2 separate regions of the Homo sapiens genome follow, and region 1 is linked to region 2. A link is an interaction called in ENCODE POLR2A ChIA-PET data of the cell type or tissue named here. Cell type or tissue: OCI-LY7. All regions are shown on one strand.

What was found. ChIA-PET counts read pairs that join two places held together with the same protein. Peaks named below come from ENCODE experiments on the same cell type or tissue, not always from the same donor. Only the 100,000 strongest peaks of a DNase experiment are listed, where the experiment ranks them.
Region 1: POLR2A ChIA-PET joins it to region 2 with 11 read pairs; 3 of 35 experiments call an interaction of 5 or more read pairs at or near these places.

What each region holds. Positions count from the first base shown.
Region 1 is chr7:64,907,579-64,910,078 of GRCh38, forward strand. All of the region lies in intron 1 of ZNF273 (zinc finger protein 273), which reads left to right. Among named protein-coding and RNA genes, the nearest start is that of ZNF273, 5.6 kb to the left of the region's middle. In OCI-LY7, no CTCF peak of the experiment used is centred here; DNase peaks (open chromatin) are centred at 563 and 1,043; H3K4me3 peaks cover 1,819 bases; H3K27ac peaks cover 2,220 bases.
Region 2 is chr7:64,825,633-64,828,132 of GRCh38, forward strand. The region is part of intron 3 of ZNF138 (zinc finger protein 138); the gene reads left to right. Among named protein-coding and RNA genes, the nearest start is that of ZNF138, 32 kb to the left of the region's middle. In OCI-LY7, no CTCF peak of the experiment used is centred here; no DNase peak of the experiment used is centred here.

The DNA.
Region 1 (2,500 bases), 82 kb after region 2:
GAGGATAGTGTTGTGGGACTGAGCCCTGAATCAGGGTCTGTGCTGACCCTGGGTGGTGTCAGAATTCAAATGTTAGACAATTAGTTGGTGTTAGAGAATTGCTTGGTATTCCACAAACTCTAGAGATTTGGTACCAGAGGAAAGATATCACAGAAGCCTGGCCTGGAATGGAACTCTGGGTGTCTGGGAATGGGAGGCTCTGCTCTCCTGTACACAGACTGTCACACTGCCCGTTGTCCTGTGATTCCATGTCTCCTCCCAGGGTGAGCGAGAACTGACAACTTAGAGGAAATGAGCTGTGATAACAGACCCCTTTTTTCCACAGCTGCCACCACAGGATTCCCACCCACTCTCAAACATACGCACTAGACATTGATGTGTCCACACCCCTCCCAGGACTAGGAACCACCCTCAGGAATTTCACCACAACATTTTTGATCCTGGTATTTTTTGCCAAAAATCCACAAAAGTGTCTACATGTCTCTGGGGATATCCCCACCCCCAGACACTGAATCTGCAGTAGCAACCTGCTTCCTCTACCAACCTGTTCATAATCTCATCTGCCTGCATGGACACAAATCAGAGTACAGCCCCCCTGGGCCACTATCTGATAGCACAAACAAATCCATCCACTTACATTGCACTATTCTCCACTCATGGATTTTTTTTCCTTTTAACTTTTATATTTGGTTCGTGGTACACGTGCTGATTTGTTATATACATAAAATTGTGTTGTGAGGCTTTGGTGTGCAGATTATTTTGTCACTGAGGTAGTAAGCATAGCACCAAATAGGTACTTTTTCTGATCCTCTTTGTCCTCTCACCCTCCACCCTCAACTTGGCCTCTGTGTTTGTTGTTCCCCGCTTTGAGTCCATGTGTTTTTGTTTGTTTGTTTTGAGATGGAGTCTTGCTCTGTTACTCAGGCTACAGTGCAGTGGCATGATCTCACTGCAACCTCTGCCTGCCAGGTTCAAGTGATTCTCCTGCCTCAGCCTCCTGAGTAGCTGAAATTACAAGCACCTGTCACCACGCTTGGCTAATTTATTTATTTTTAAAAATAGTGACAGGGTTTCACCATGTTAACCAGGCTGGTCTCAAACTCCTGACCTCAACTGATCTGCTGGGCTCTGCCTCCCAGGGTGCCATGTGTTATTATTTAGCACTTACTTATAAATGAGAACATGTATTTGGTTTTCCATTTCTGCATTAGTTCACTAAAGATGATGGTCTCCAGCTCCAACCATGTTGCTGCAGAGGACATAACCTTATTATTATTTTTTTAGGGCCACACAGTATTTCATGATGTTTATATATCATATTTTGTTTTTATTAAATATTTTGTTTTATTTTGGAGACAGGATATTCTATTGCCCAGGCTGGAGTACAGTGGGGTGATCTTGGCTGACTGCAGCCTCAACATCCTGGGCTTAAGCAATCCTCCTACCTCAGCCCCCAAAGTAGCTGGGACTACAGGCATATGCCACCACACCTAGCTAGTTTTTCTTTTTGTATTTTTTGTACGTACGGGGTTTTGCCATGTTGTCCCAGGCTAGTTTCAAACTGCTGAGCTCAGGCAATCCAACTGCCTTGGCCTCCCAATGTGCTGCGATTACAGGCGTGAGCCACTGCACCCAACAATATGTTTTCTTCTTTTTTTTTTTTTCTGAGACAGTCTCCCTCTGTCGCCCAGACTGGAGTGCAGTGGCACGATATTGGCTCACTGCAGCCTCCACCACCCAGGCTCGAGCGACTCTCCTGCCTCAGCCTCCCAAGCAGCTGGGATTACAGGCATGCACCACCATGCCTGGCTAATTTGTTTTGTATTTTTTAGTAGAGACGGGGTTTCAACATGGTGTCCAGGCTGGTCTCCAACTCCTGACCTCAAGTGATCTGCCTACCTTGGCCCCCCAAAGTGCTGGGATTATAGGTGTGAGCCACCGCGCCCAGCCATAATGTTTTCTTTATCCGGTCTACTATTGATAGACATTTAGGTTGCTTCCATGTCTTTGCTCACAAGTACTATTGTGTATAGTGCTGCAATGAACATGCATTTGCATGTGTCTTTATAATAGAATAATTTATATTTTGGGGGGTATATAGAGTATTTTTGGGGTATTCAGGTTGCTGAATCAAATGGTAATTTTGATTTTAGTTCTTTGAGAAATCATCACACTGCTTTCACAGTGGTTGAACTAATTTATACTCCCACTAACAGTGTATAAGTATTCTTTTTTTTTTGCAGCCTTGCAAGCATCGTTTTTTTTTGTTTGTTTGTTTGTTTTTGTCTTTTTATTAATAGCCATTCTGACTGGTATGAGATTGTATCTCACTGTGGTTTTTCTTTACGTTTCTCTAATGATTAATAATGAGCATTTTTTAATATGCTTGTTAGCCACATGTGTGTCTTCTCTTGAAGAACATCTGTTCATGCTTTTTTCCTAGTTTTTTTTTTCTGGCAAACTTGCTTAAGTTCTTTATTAATTTTGGATATTAGACATT
Region 2 (2,500 bases):
GGGTTCAAGCGATTCCCCTGCCTCAGCCTTCTGAGGAGCTGGGACTACAGGTGCTTGCTGCCATGCCTAGCTAATTTTTGTATTTTCGGTAGAGACAGGGTTTCACTATGTTGGCCAGATGGTCTCGATCTCCTGACCTGGTGATCTGCCCACCTTGGCCTCCCAAAATGTTGGGATTACAGGCATGAGCCCCCGCGCCTGGCCATTATTCATTTAGTTTTAAGATACTGTTACACTTCGTCAATCAGGCTGGTTTGCAGTGGTGTGATCATGGCTCACTGCAGCCTCAAACTCCCAAACTCAGATGATCCTTTTATTTCACCCTGTCAAGTAGCTGTTTACACGTAAGTACCATTACACCCAGCTAGTTATTTATGTATTTTTTGTAGTGATAGGGTTTTGCCATGTTACCCAGGCTTGTCTTGAACTTCTGGGATCAAGTGAATAGCCCCCCTTGGCCTCCCAAAACCCTAGGATTAATTTCTTCCTATTGAATAGTTTAATTTATATTTAAATTGATTGTTTAAAGAAAGGAAATTAGTTACTAGTTTGTTATTGTTTTATGTGTTTCCTGTAGTTTTTTTTCTGTTTTACTGCCTTAATTTTTGTTTATTTTAATTGTGTAGTGACGTGCTTTGATTATTTATTTGTTTATTTATTTATTGAGACAGAGTTTCGCTCTTGTTGCCCAGGCTGGAGTGCAATGGCACGATGTTGTCTCACCACAACCTCTGCCTCCCGGGTTCAAGCGATTCTTCTGCCTTGGCCTCCCAAGTAGCTGGGATTACAGGCATGCACCACCATGCCCGGCTAATTTTTTGTATTTTTAGTAGAGACGGGGTTTCTCCATGTTGGTCAGGCGGGTCTCAAACTCCTGACCTCAGGTGATCTGCCCGCCTCGGCTTCCCAAAGTGCTGAGATTACAGGTGTGAGCCACCCAGCCTGGCCTTAATTTTTTAAATGTGTGTATTTATTAATATATTAATATTTCATTTAACCTTTTTTTAAAATTTTTTTTTAGACAGAGTTTCACTGTCTTCACAGAGTTTCATTGCACCCAAGGCTGGAGTGCAATGGTGTTATCTCGGTTCACTGTAACTTCTGCCTTCCAGGTTCAAACAATTCTTGTGCCTCAGCCTCCCAAGTAGCTGGCATTAAAGGCACACACCATAATTGCCAGCTAATTTTTGTATTTTTAGTATAGACAAGGTTTTGCCATGTTGGCCAGGCTAGTCTCAAACTTCTGGCCTCAAGCAGTCCACCTGCCTCGGCCTCCCAAAGTGCTGGGATTACAGGTGTGAGCCACTGTGCCTGGCCTCATTTTTCATATTCTGTAGAAGAAGTTTAAGGGTTTTATGCACCATCATTATTATAGTAAAGAATATGTGTCTATATACATTTATAATAAAGAGGTTTATATTTATAAATGTTTTTATAATGGTGTCCATCATTTTTCAGCATAAGGGACTCATTTTAGCATTTTTTTTTTTTAATATGCAGTGTCTTACTATGTTGCTCAGGCTGATCTTCAACTCCTGGTTTGAAGTGATCTGACTGCCTTGGCCTCCTAAAGCTGTAGAATTACAGGGATGAGCCACTGTGCTTGGCCACCATGAAACTTTTTTTTTTTTTTAAGACAGAGTCTCACTCTGTCACCCAGGCTCGAGTGCAGTGGCACAATCTCGGTTCACTGCAAGCTCTGCCTCCCGGGTTCACGCCATTCTGCCTCAGCCTCCCGAGTAGCTGGGACTACAGGCACCCGCCACCACGCCTGGCTAATTTTTTGTATTTTTAGTAGAGACAGGGTTTCACCGTGTTAGCCAGGATGGTCTCGATCTCCTGACCTCGTGATCCATCCGCCTCGGCCTCCCAAAGTGCTGGGATTAACCATGTAACATTTTTTTGTAGAAGTGTTCTAGTGGTAATAAACATCCTCACCTTTTATCTTGGAGAGTCTTTATTTTTATCTTGTTTTTGAAGTCAATTGTGAATCAAGTATTATTAGTTAGATTTTTTTTATTACATCAAAATTTGGAAAGTTTTCAGACATTTTTGTCTTCAAGAAAGCTCTGGATTACTTTTTTTTCAATATTCTTCTAAGATTTCTTTCATGAATATATTGATGTACTTGATGGTGTCTAGTAAGTTTTACCTTTCATGTTTTAATTTTCTTCTGCAATTTTATACCTGTGAGTTAGATATTTTAGGGTATGCCACCTCACACCAATCAGTTGTATTTTGATGTTTATATTGTGTATGACAATATTTATCTCTGTACAATTTAAGACAGTGTGGAGCAAAGTCAAATATGAACCATATGTCTACTGCCGATATAATTCTCTGTTTGCCTCTATGAATATTATCCTTGTGTTTTTTATAACTTATTTATTTGTGGTGTTGGTTTATTGTGAATGGTTGTTTAATCTTGTCTAGGTAAAAAGTCAAAAAAATTCTCCTAATGTCAACATTTATTTGTGAACCTATATTATGTTTGTTTGAG